Linked DNA regions of Homo sapiens: regions 2 and 3 are each linked to region 1. Evidence: chromatin contacts called from ENCODE Hi-C or POLR2A ChIA-PET data. All regions are on one chromosome and are shown on one strand. The core of a region is the stretch at or near the end of the contact, and the rest is flanking DNA. Distances in the headings are between cores, read along the strand shown.

Region 1 (4,100 bases), core at 1,445-3,944:
ACTCTTCTTCAAATAATCTGAATTTAAACCGCTTAGGGCTCTCTTTTAAACCACCATTGGGGTCAAGTAAGACATATTCTGGGGAACCAGACTCATTTACCTAACCATGTCCCACTTCTGTATATGTGTGTGTATGTGTGTGTGTTTGCATATATATATACACACACATATACACACACGTATGTATATGTTTGTATTTCAGGTGAAAGTCACATAAAATTGGCCATTTTAAAGTGTATGTTTCAGTGGCATTTAGTACATTCACAGTGTTGTACGGTCACCACCTCTATCTGGTTCCAGAACATTTTTATCACCCCAAAAGGAAAATCCTCTGCCCATTACATAGGTACTCCCCATTGCCAGTCTGTTTCTGTCTCAATGGATTTACCTCTTCTGGATATTTCATATGCATAGAATCATACAATATGTAACCTTTCGTGTTTGGCTTCCCACTTGCTTTTAAGAAAACTAGCTCACCCCAGAAGAGGAACTTAGCAGAAACGAGCTCCACAATGGGGTCTCGAGTAGGAGTCCCCTGCAGCCTGTTGCTCTGATTGTGGCTTCCCCTGTTGTTTCTCCTTTGGTTTGCTGGTCAGTCTCTTCTCCTTTTTCTCTTACCCAGTGAATTGAGCTTTGCTTATTTTGACTTTGTCCATCTGTTATTGATAAGAGCCTCCACACTTGAAATTGATGATTGGATTAGTTTGTGTATGGTCATCCCTTGATATGTGTGGGAGATTGGTTCCAAGACCCCCTGTGGATACCAAAATCCATGGATGCTCAGGTCTCTGATATAAAATGGTACAGTATTTGCATATAACCTACACACATCCTCCTGTATACTTTAAATCAACTCAGGATTACATATGATACCTAATACAATATAAATGCTGTGTAAATAGTTGTTATACTGTATTGTTTAAGGAATAATGACAAAAAAGTCTGTGCATGTTCAATATAAATGCATTCATTTTTCCTCCCAAATATTTTTGATCCGGTTTGGTTGAATTGATAGATGCGGAACGCATGGATATAGAGGATATAGAGGGCCAGCTGTATTTAGTAAAGTTTGTATAATAAAGATTTAAATATATAGAAAAATGGAAATAAACTGTTAGTGTAATAAAAACATTGGGCCTTTGTAAAAAGAAAAATAGCTTCCTAATAATTTGTAAGTATCTATAAAATAGGATTTTAAAAATTCTAAACAACATTCAGTGAATTTAGTGCAGTGTTATGAACTGGATTTTGGTTAGGCCAATCTGCGTCTGCTATAATCCCTGGGAAATTAGAGAAAATTTGTCCTTTGGCATTTTTCAAGGAATGCCTAAAGTGAAATATGAAAGTGCTTTATGCTGCTCTCCAGCCGCGGTGGAGGCATTATTCGTTGTTTGATGTTTAATGCTCCCTCCCCCACACCACACACCCATATCCACGCTTCTCCACGCCTCTGCATATAGACGTAGAAATCGACACGTATTCTTCCCAAACTCTCATGGGGTCACATTATATGTATTTAATAACCTCTTTTTTTCTTTCTGTTCTGTCCACCTTGGACATATTTTCACAACCTTGAATACAGATTTACCTTCTTTTTAATAGCCGTTTGGGTGTTTATAATTTATTTGACCATTTCCCTACTGAGGAACATGTAGGTGGCCTCCTTCCTTTCCTTTTTACCTTGCTATACTACACAACTTCCTGAGCACACATTTGTACATTTGCACACTTGTGGGCATGTTTCTGTAAGAAGAAACTCTTAAAAGTCACACTTTACTTGATACTGCCAAATTATCTTCCTAAAGTATTGTACTGTGTTGTATCCACCTGACAACAAATGTGCCTGTATCCTCAGTTTCCAATTGGATACTTTCAATCTCTTTTTTTTTTTTTTAAAGCGACAAGCGACAGAATCTGTCCCAGTTACCTAGGCTGGAGTGCAGTGGCGCTATCATAGCTCAGGCCATCCTCCCACCTCAGCCTCCCTAGTAGCTGGGACTGCAGGGACCCACCATCACACTTGGCTAAGTTTTTAAAAAGATTTTTTTTTAGAGATAGGTTCTCAGTATGTTGCCCAGGCTAATCTCAGACTCCTGGCCTCAAGTGATCCTCCCATTTTGACCTCCCAAAGCACTGGAATTTACAAGTGTGAGCCACTGTGCCCAGCCCCAATCTCCTGAATTACTGCCCGATAGGTAAAAAATGATGTGTCCTGGTTTCAAAAGGCATTTCTTTTAGCATTTGAGGTTAAGAATCCTTTGGTCTTTATATATTTTTTGTACGAACTGCATGTTAGTCCTCTTTGGCCATTTTTCTATTATAGTGTTGACTATTGCTGTATAAGACCTTTTTGAATATTCATAAAATAAGCTCTGAATCTTATATTTATTGAAAATATTTCCTCCCTGAGTTCCTGTTCTTTTGACTTTTGATGTTTGTGGTTTCAGTTTTGATCTTTTTTTTATTTTGGATATAACTGATTTATTTCTTTTTTTCCTGCCCCTTTTCTATGAGAACGTACTGATTTTTTTAATAGAGTAAAATGTAACTATTTTAATCTTTGTGGTTCTTGGCCTTTGTATCAACCGAATAAATGTGAATTGATCATGTGATTAATACAGTCCTTCCCCCACTGGGTTATTTCTCCAGGTTCTGCTTCCTTCGGTGCTGCGGCTGTGTGTTTTCTGAGCGAGCCTTGAAAGAGATAAAAGCGGAAGTTTGCCACACGGTGAGTTCCTGACATGTACCATTTGTTCCTTCTCTGTAGCTGAGGAAATCAGATGGTTTAGGGTCCTTTCCCTCCATTTGTTCTTTCTGAAATCAGCTCTCATAAGTTGCTTTTCTGCTTCCATGGCTCTTGGTTGCTGGAAGTGCAGAATCCACTGGCCTCTTGTCACCTGACCACTGCCTGCCAGTCCAGGTCAGACCACACGAGGGCTGTTTCCTGAATGTGCTGCTGCCTCAGTTTCCTCTAGCAGACCTGCTGTCCTGGAGGGCCTGCTCCCCCATGAGCCCCCATTCCATAGTTCTTACTTCTTCCGTGACTCCCTGGTGCTAAACCTCCTTCCACATTCCCCAAGCACCTTGTTTTCTCACTCCTCCCATCGTAATGTAATTGCGTATGTATGTGTCTGCTTCCCCACCGGACTTAGTTTTTGAGGGTAGGAAACAAGGCTTGTTCATCTCTTTATCCGCAGGGCATATTCTCTCCAGAGCACGTAGCGTGCCCTCAGTAAATGCTCGCATGGGTGGCGAGTAACTAGACATGAGAGCTAGCCTCAGCTCACGTGGAGGAAATACTGATGCTTTGCTTTAATGGCGCTGCTGCTGCTGAAGCCAGAATGTGTGTGTGTCTTGGGTGTACTGCTGGCCCATCGAAAGCGTGCTGCTTCATTTAACGTCATGGATGCCGGCAGCTTCTGACTGTATTTTCCTGTATCAACCCTGTTTGTATTTCATTCCCCTCCCCACTGTGTTGTTGCTCCCTGTTGTGAAAGCCAGCAGCTTTCACTGAGTGATGGTTAGGGGCCATCGTCTCTTCTAGGCACTGATCTGTGGGAAAGCATACTGAATAAGATCCATGAAGGCCCTTGCCCTCCTGCATCCCACATTCTGATTGGAGAGAGAGACCCTCAAGTAGATGAGCAAGGCAGAATCGATTGTGACCGATGCTAGGAAGGAAACACATGAGGCCATGTGATGGAGGGAGAGAGGCTGGCGTAGTGGTGGTCGGCAGAGGCATATCTGGAGGTTTGAGCTGAGACCCGAAGGGCACGAGGGAGCCAGCTGTGCACAGCCTGAGTAGCAGCCTCTTCGGCAGCAGGAACAGCATGTGCAAAAGCTCAGAAGTGACAGAGGACTTTGCGAGTTCAGTGAACAGAAAGTGTGAGAGTGGAGGGCTGGTGAGGGGAGTAGATGAGATTAAAGAGTTAGGCAGGGGTCATCTCATGCAAGGCCTGGGGGCCACACTGGGGCTTATGGATGTTATTCGAAGAGCAGCAGGAAGCCAGAAGGCAGCTGTAAGCCGGATGGGATGTGCATTAATTTTGTTCTAAAAATCCTAGACGTGGAGGAGGACTGGGTGGCTCCCGTTACCTAGG
Region 2 (4,018 bases), core at 1,025-3,524, 72 kb before region 1:
TTCAGGGCCAAAGCCTATTACTTTTGTGTCTTACTTTTCTAGTTGAGGTTGTTTTCCCTAGAAAAAACAACTTGTGAATTATAGCATTCTGATCTGTATTATGAGCTTAAGGGCAGGCTCTTCAGTATAGGGAAGAATCACTGCCGGGAGTCTGCCAAGTTGATGGAAACCATCTGAACTTGAGTTACTGTGGAGTCTTTTCTAAGAGACTTGAATTCAGTTTCTGGGTCTGTTACTTTACTCTGTGACCTTGGGCAAGTTTATCCATCCTTCCTTTTCATTACAGAGAATTTCAGACATAAAAGTCAACAATACAGCAGAAACAGTGGTTTCCAGGGGCTGGGGGAAGAACAAGTAACTGCTAATGGGGTAAATGTCCAGGAATTGAAAGAGGATTACTTTTTGAAATGGTGGTTGCACAACTCTGAATGTACTAAAAACCACTGAATTGTATACTTCAAAAAGGTGCATTGGCCAGGTGCGGTGGCTCACACCTATAATCCCAGCACTTTGGGAGGCTAAGGCAGGTGAATGACGAGGTCAGGAGATCAAGACCATCCTGGCCAACATGGTGAAACCCTGTCTCTACTAAAATACAAAAAAATTAGCCGGGCATGGTGGCACGCACCTATAATCCCAGCTACTTGGGAGGCTGAGGCAGGAGAATCTCTTGAAACCTGGAGGTGGAGGTTGCAGTGAGCCGAGATTACACCACTGCACTCCAGCCTGGTGACAGAGCAAGACTCCGTCTCAAAAAAAATAAATAAATAAAGGTGAATTTTATGGTACCTGAATTATATCTTAATATAATATTAATATATTATTATTAATATAATTTATATCTTAATATCTCTATGGATCTCCTCCTTGAACCAAACTGTTCATTGCGTGGGGTCATTGTTCCCTCCCTGTTATCTGCTATCGCCTGCAGCATGCCAATTACTTGGCCCTGAAGTTAATTTCTAACAATGATAACATTTAAAAATGTGGACTGTCTCAGCCAGAAATCAGTCAGCTACTTCAATGGGTAAATACATCCTGGTGCCCAGACTTGTGGGGACGACACATGGGACAACCAGAGGACAAGACGCTAAGTGCTATCTGTTGAACTTGCCTCAGAGGTGTGGTAAAAGAAAAGAAAATTTAAAAATAAAAAATTAAAAAATGCTGTCTGACAAGAAGATAGCGGTAAGCTATCCCCCACAGCTGGTTGGGGATAGAACTTGAGCCTGGCTTGGAAGAATGGGCACCATTTTGTCTAAATAAAAATGCAGGCCGGGGCCAGGCGTTGTGGCTCACGCCTGTAATCCCAGCATTTTGAGAGGCTGAGGTGGGTGGATCACTTGAGGTCAGGAGTTTGAGACCAGCCTGGCCAACATGGTGAAGTCCTGTCTCTACTGAAAATACAAAAATTAGCCAGGCGTGGTGGCGGGTGCCTGTAATCCCAGCTGCTCTGGAGGCTGAGGCAGGAGAATCACTTGAACCCGGGAGGTGGAGGTTGCAGTGAGCCGAGATTGCGCCACTGCGCTCCCACCTGAGTGACAGAGAAAGACTCCGTCTCAAAAAAAAAAAAAAATGCAGACTTATTTTGCTCAGTGTCTGCTATGCTGTAGGTCCTCTCTAGAGATTGGATCTGAATTTAGGAAAAGTAAAAAGAGTTGGCAAGTGATGATAAACTGCATGAGCTAGCAGGGGTTTCAAGTACAACACACACGATAAGTTTATTTGATTTAAGAGAGAGAATACAGGTGCGGGGCTCAGCATAGCCCTCAGTGCAGAGCCAGTACCCAGAAGATGTTATTCATTAGGTACCATGAGCAAAGACCAGGAGATGAGCATGGGGTTCCGAGCAGGGTGAATGCACAACTGACAGGGTGGGTAGAGTGGAGACTGTGTCCTTTAAGGCAGCCTGTTTGACTGCTTTTATCCTGGCTGTCATAAGGCAAGTTTTAGGGAGCAGGAAGGAAGAAATGCTGACCGCTATCAGAAATTTGGCCTAGTGGCCTCTCATCAGGGAAATGAGCTTGGTCTGTTCGGTTGGAGTTGTTCCACAGAGTTCAAAGGACAAGAATGCTGTGTGTTCATACACTGAGCTCTTCGAAGTAGGAACTTCGCCCTATAAAGCAGAAGAGTGGTGTTTTTTTCTTCTTCTTCTTCTTTTGTGGTTTCACATAGCAAATGAGTGACAGTCTCTACTTACAGACAAAGTGAGACGTCAGGCATTGAGACGTGAGTGTGGCTTGTATTTCTGGTCCTCCCCTGCTTCACTGCTTTCATTTTACTCTTATCGTGCTTTCCAGAAAGTTTGCCTGCTGGGAGAGTCTTTTTGATCGTTTCCCATGTGTTGTCAGATAGCTCCATAGAATTCAGTTTCTGAGAACCAGCCAGAAGCATGCAGTGACATTGCACAATCTGCCTCTGAAGCTGGAGATACTAGCTGCAGAGCTCAGGGGAGCTGCTCCACATCACCGACATGAAGGGAACAGGCATCATGGACTGTGCGCCCAAGGTGAGTGATGTGGGGCTGTTTGAATGGGCTCTGGCGGGGAGCAAGCTGTGATGATTAAGGGTGTTGACCAGCTTTAGTTGTGACTTTCTAATAAAGGTTGAATACCAGTGACGTGTGAGTTGGAGATGGGAAAGTTTAACATAAGTTTAAGTGTGGGAAATAGATGTGTTGTAAAGCTCCTTACCAGTTTGCATCCAAGATGGGTGAAAATGACTTTGTAGTAGAAATCAGCTTACTTGGTTGACAGCGCCGTCCATCATTTTGCGTCCAGCAAACTCCTGAAGCAAGATGCGAGTCTGCCTCAGCCCCCGCTAATTCCTTCTTTCTCTGGACCCCAAAGACACTCAGTGCCACTCTAACTGTCCTATTTGGTTTCTGTGCTCACCTCCCAACAGCAGAGCCCAGACCCTTGCCTGCAGCCTCCCGTGCTGAGCCCACAGTGGGCACTTACATGTTATTTTCATGTTAACTTGTGCATTATGTGAGCAAAGCTGGAGCTTTCAGACAGACTTCATGCCTGTCATGAATCAAAAAAGATTCACTATTTAGAAAGGTGAAAGAAGCCAGGCACGGTGGTACATACCTGTACTCCAGCTACCGGAGAGGCTGAGGTGAGAAGATTAATTCAGCCCAGAAGTTTGAGTCCAGCCTGGGCAACATAGCGAGACCCCATCTTAAAAAAAAAAAAAAGAAAAGAAAAGTTAAAATGGCTACCATATTAAAAAAAAATTTACCCAGACATAAAGAAAGTGAAGCTCAAGGTTGTGTTTTCATCTTGCTATGCCCTTTTTAAATTTTAAGTAGAACAGGAAAAAAGAAATGAAACAAGCAGTAAATGGGGAGCTTGCTTATAAAAATCAATGCTTATTTTTCATTATAATAAAAGTGACTAGTGTGGCTGTCTGCGGTGGCTCACACCTGTAATCCCAGCACTTTGGGAGGCCAAGGCAGGTGGATCACTTGAGGCCAGGAGTTTGAGACCAGCCTGATCAACATGAAAAAACCCCATATCTACCAAAAATACAACAATTAGCTGAGCGTGGTGGCGCATGCCCGTGATCCCAGCTACTCGGGAGGCTGAGGCACAAGAATCGCTTGAGCCTGGGAGGCAGAGGTTGCAGTGAGCTGAGATTATACCACTGCATTCCGGCCTGGGTGACAGAGCAAGACTCTGTCTCAAAAAAAAAAAAAAAAAAAAAAAAAAAGTCACTAGTGGAATTTGTGACTGAGTAACCCATGACAGTCTCTCTTGTATAGATTATATGTAAATATCTTAGCTACCCTAGAATTTTGTCCCCAACTACTTACTTTGAAAAATTTCAAACCATTGGAAAAATATGGGAAGCGTGGGGGTTATTCAGTAAATCCCTGCATATCCTTCACCTAGATCATTGGTTTCTGGTACTTTGTCATATTTGTGTGCATTTATTTGTGTATATTTAGACACTGGAACACACTTCATTTTTATTGTTGTTGTTAAACTCTTTGAAAATAAATGGCCAATACAAT
Region 3 (4,012 bases), core at 584-3,083, 93 kb after region 1:
ACTGTCCAGGGCCTTCCACATTGGTTTGCTCCCAGTCTCCCTTGGAGCCGGCACTGGTGCCACCCTTCCACCTGGTGCCTGGCTGCCAAGCTTGATTCCCTCCTCCTCCTCCCTAAACCCTCCCCTCCTCAGACCTCACTTTTTCCATCCTCACATTGCCACCCTAGGCCAGGCCACCATCAGCTCCTGCCTGGACACTGTGACAGCCTCCTAAGTGATCGACAGCCCCCATTTTTCACGCTGCTGCCATTGAGATCTTTCTAGAATAAAAATCAAATCAAGCCAGTCCCTTGCTTAAAACCATTTCACGCTCCCTATTGCTCTTCAGGTGAAGCTAACCTCCTTAACTTGGTTTACACAGCCCTTCCCAGCCAGCCCCTCCCTGCCTCTCCCACCTCCAGTGCCACCCCCAGACCTCAAGTGATCCACCCACCTCAGCCTCTCAAAGTGCTGGGTGGTGGCTCACACCTGGCGTCGTCCTCTTCCTCCCTTCCTCTTCCCCTGCCCCTTCCCCTTGCCCTCCTCCTCCTCCTACTCCTCCTTCTTCCTCCTCCTTCTTCTATGAGTGGTCAGTTATTCCAATGATAGATTACAGAATTGGCTTCTGCCTTTCAAAAATTAAATCATAACCCATCTCCTGAAGTTTGAACACAGCCTTGCCTAATTTTGTTTCATTTATGTTATTGTTATCACTACAGTTATTTGGGGTGGCCTGAGGACACGGCTGGAGCTGGAGTGTGGCTGTGACCTCCTCTTGACATCTTTCTGCACCACTATTAATGGTATCCCAAGTGCTGGGCACAGAGGAGGAGATAGATCAATATTTGATGAATAAATGGCTGGGCGTGGTGGCTCACGCCTGTAATCCCAGAACTTTGGGAGGCCTAGGCAGGTGAATCACCTGAGGTCAGGAGTTCAAGACCAGCCTGGCCAACATAGTGAAACCCCATCTCTACTAAAAATGCAAAAATTAGGCCAGGCGGGGTGGCTCACGCCTGTAATCCCAACACTTTAGGAGGCTGAGGTGGGCAGATCACCTGAGGTCAGGAGTTCGAGACCAGCCTGACTAACATGGAGAAATCCCATCTCCACTAAAAATACAAAATTAGCCAGGCGTAGTGGCACATGCCTGTAGTCCCAGCTACTCAGGAGGCTGAGGCAGGAAAATCGCTTGAACCTGGGAGGCGGAGGTTGCAGTAAGCCGAGATTGCGCCATTGCACTCCAGCCTGGGCAACAAGAGCAAAACTCCGTCTCAAAAAAAAAAAAAAAATTAGCTGGGCATGGTGGGGCATGCCTGTAGTCCCAGCTACTTGGGAGGCTGAGGCAGGAGAATTGCTTGGACCCAGGAGACGGAGGTTGCAGTGAGCCAAGATCACGCCATTGCACTCCAGCCTGGGCGACAAGAGCAAAACTCAGTCTCAAAAAAAAAAAAAAAGACTTTGATGAATAAATGAATGAACGAATGAAATCACTCTCAAACCAGAGCTTCAAGTTTCATGTTATTGGCCTGGAGCGGTTAATTTTATCAGCATACACAAGACTCTCAGTCTCCAAATCATGGAACTATAGGATGGCAGGATGGGAGAATCCCTGGACCACCCAGGGCCCAACCTCCAAATTTATCAGTTGAGCCAGCTGAGCCATTGCTCACCCACAGTTGTCCCGGAGCAGGCAGGCTGCCTGCAGGATGGAAGAACGTGGAGGAGGAAGGGTGTGCAGGGGCCAGGTCTTACCTGGATTTGTTGATTTTATTCTCAATATGATGAGAAGTCCCGAGAGACTTTAACATAATCCCTGATCTTATTTTATTTTATTTTATTTTATTTTAAAGATCATTGCAATCCCTGCAAAACCAGATTCAGGACTGGAGAGAGAAAATAAGGTATGGGCTGGGGAGTCAACACACATTTGTGCCTCTTTGATGGCAAGGCCTAGGAACACATGCCTGGGGTCAGCTTGCCATCATGTGGCCAAACCTAAGGACTGCACATCTCCCATCTTGCTTTCCCAGGGCTCCGTGTACTTGTGGAGACAGGATTTGGACCCAGGTCTCTCCTCCCACCAAAGTTCAGGGTCTATAGGCCTGAGTTCAAGTCCCGGTTCCTGCACTCCCAGCCATATGACCAAAGAGGATTCAGGTTCTGTATCCGACTCATGGGGACAGCAACACACTCATCTCTCACAGTGAAGACCCAGTAAGAAATGGCAGCTGTCAGCCAGGTGCAGTGGCTCACGCCTGTAATCCCAGCACTTTGGGAGGCCGAGGCAGGCGGATCACGAGGTCAGGAGATCGAGACCATCCTGGCTAACACGGTGAAACCCCGTCTCTACTAAAAATACAAAAAATTAGCCAGGCATGGTGGCGGGCACCTGTAATCCTAGCTACTTGGGAGGCTGAGGCAGGAAAATGGCATGAACCCAGGAGGTGGAGGTTGTAGTGAGCTGAGATCGCACCACTGCACTCCAGCCTGGCGACAGAGTGAGACTCTGTCTCAAAAAAATAATAAATAAAAGGCCAGGCGCAGTGGCTCAAGCCTGTAATTCCAGCATTTTGGGAGGCCGAGGCGGGCAGGTTGCCTGAGCTCAGGAGTTTGAGACCAGCCTGGGCAATATGGTGAAACCCCATCTCTAAAAAAAAAAAAAAAAAAATTAGCTGAGTGTGGCGGCGTGTGCCTGAAGTCCCAGCTACTCAAGAGGCTGAGGCAGGAGAATTGCTTGAACCCGGGAGGCAGAGATTGCAGTGAGCCGAGATCGCACCACTGCACTCCAGCCTGGGTGACAGAGTGAGACTCCGTTTCAAACAAACAAACAAACAAAAAAAATAGGGGCTGGGTACAGTGGCTCACACTTGTAATCCCAGCACTTTGGGAGAGGATTGCTTGAGGCCAGGAGTTTGAGACCAGTCTGGGCATCATGGTGAGACCTCCATTTCTATTAAAAAAAAAAAATTATAATAAGTAAATGTCTAACCACCTTATCTTAGGGAGGAAGAAACTGAGGCTCAGAGAAAAGCAGGTAGAAAGCAAGATTTCTCGGGCCAGGCACAGTGGCTCACACCTGTAATCCCAGCACTCTGGGAGGCCAAGGCAGGCGGATCACCGGTCGGGAGTTTGAGACCAGCCTGACCAACATGGAGAAGCCCCGTGTCTACTAAAAACACAAAATTAGCTGGGCATAGTGGTGCATGCCTGTAGTCCCAGCTACTTGGGAGGCTGTGGCAGGAGAATCACTTGAACCCGGGAGGCGGAGGTTGTGGTGAGCTGAGATTGTGCCATTGTACTCCAGCCTGGGCAACAACAGCGAAACCCCGTCTCAAAAAAATAATAATAATAAAAGAAAGAAAGCAAGAATTCTCAAGGCTCTGTTCAAAATGCAGGACTTCCACTCCCCAGGTCAGCAGTGAGCCCAAGGCTCTAGCTCCAGCGGAAGGCTGGACAGTGTTAGGGCCGGAGGTGCCAGGCAGGCACCCCAGAATGAGATGCAGAAACGGCCAGTGAGGACAGAAGCCATGGTGCTTTGGAAGCCCAGCTCCTTCTTCCTGCTGATGAACAGGCATCCAGAGAGCCTGTGAGCGGGGCTGTGTGCTCCAGGTCATGTCCCAGGTGTACAGAATTTCAGGAATTTAGTGGAGCTCTCGCCCAGCAATTTTTTGCTTTACAGGAGAGGAAGCTGAGATCCTGAAAGAGGTGGGGCCCGGCCCAGGGTCACTCAGCAATTTTCAGTAGCTGCTCCCTACTGGGGAACTGTGTGTCTGAGGTCGTGGCCATCTGTCCAAAGAGCTTCTTCTGACCAAAGTGCTCATTTTCATAGTGTGACCACAGAGGTATGTATTTTATAACCTTACCTCATTTCATCATCCCAGCAGCCTTGCAGGGAGGTTTATTTCCATTTTGCAAATGAGGACTCTGAGGCTCAGGGAGGTGACGTGACATGCGCAAGGCTGGGAGGGGTGGGTGAGGACTTGCCCTGTCTCCACTGGCCTCCAGACCCTGCGCTCACAGCTGGTCCCGT

Evidence for each region. A loop is a pair of places that touch in the nucleus more often than their neighbours do. ChIA-PET counts read pairs that join two places held with the same protein, here RNA polymerase II (POLR2A). Pooled maps may share reads with other maps.
Region 2: a pooled map shows a loop between it and region 1 (2.7-fold over the local background). The contact joins the promoter of CASS4 here to the enhancer-like site in region 1. A Hi-C loop is called at or near these places in 3 of 168 maps with a recorded cell type or tissue (left lung, mammary epithelial cell and naive thymus-derived CD4-positive, alpha-beta T cell) and 8 of 50 pooled maps. POLR2A ChIA-PET finds 5 or more read pairs at or near these places in 10 of 52 experiments (AG04449, Caco-2, H1 and 6 more).
Region 3: a loop to region 1 is called in a map with no recorded cell type, with 2.7 times the contacts of the local background. The contact joins the promoter of LINC01716 here to the enhancer-like site in region 1. A Hi-C loop is called at or near these places in 1 of 168 maps with a recorded cell type or tissue (posterior vena cava), 1 of 37 single-sample maps with no recorded cell type and 1 of 50 pooled maps. POLR2A ChIA-PET finds 5 or more read pairs at or near these places in 3 of 52 experiments (CD8-positive, alpha-beta memory T cell, Caco-2 and PC-9).

Annotation. Positions count from the first base shown.
Region 1 is chr20:56,481,462-56,485,561 of GRCh38, forward strand. RTF2 (replication termination factor 2) reads left to right here. Exons shown (of 9, transcript NM_016407.5): 5 at 2,650-2,728. Among named protein-coding and RNA genes, the nearest start is that of RTF2, 15 kb to the left of the region's middle. Within about 2 kb of position 2,695, at least 5 of the 41 ENCODE cell types and tissues checked have a DNase peak (open chromatin) inside an H3K27ac peak, as active enhancers do.
Region 2 is chr20:56,409,986-56,414,003 of GRCh38, forward strand. It overlaps CASS4 (Cas scaffold protein family member 4), which reads left to right and starts at 2,275. Exons shown (of 6, transcript NM_020356.4): 1 at 2,275-2,509. The coding sequence starts at 2,474.
Region 3 is chr20:56,575,730-56,579,741 of GRCh38, forward strand. LINC01716 (long intergenic non-protein coding RNA 1716) reads left to right here and starts at 1,834. Exons shown (of 6, transcript NR_136537.1): 1 at 1,834-1,883; 2 at 2,013-2,221; 3 at 3,662-3,824.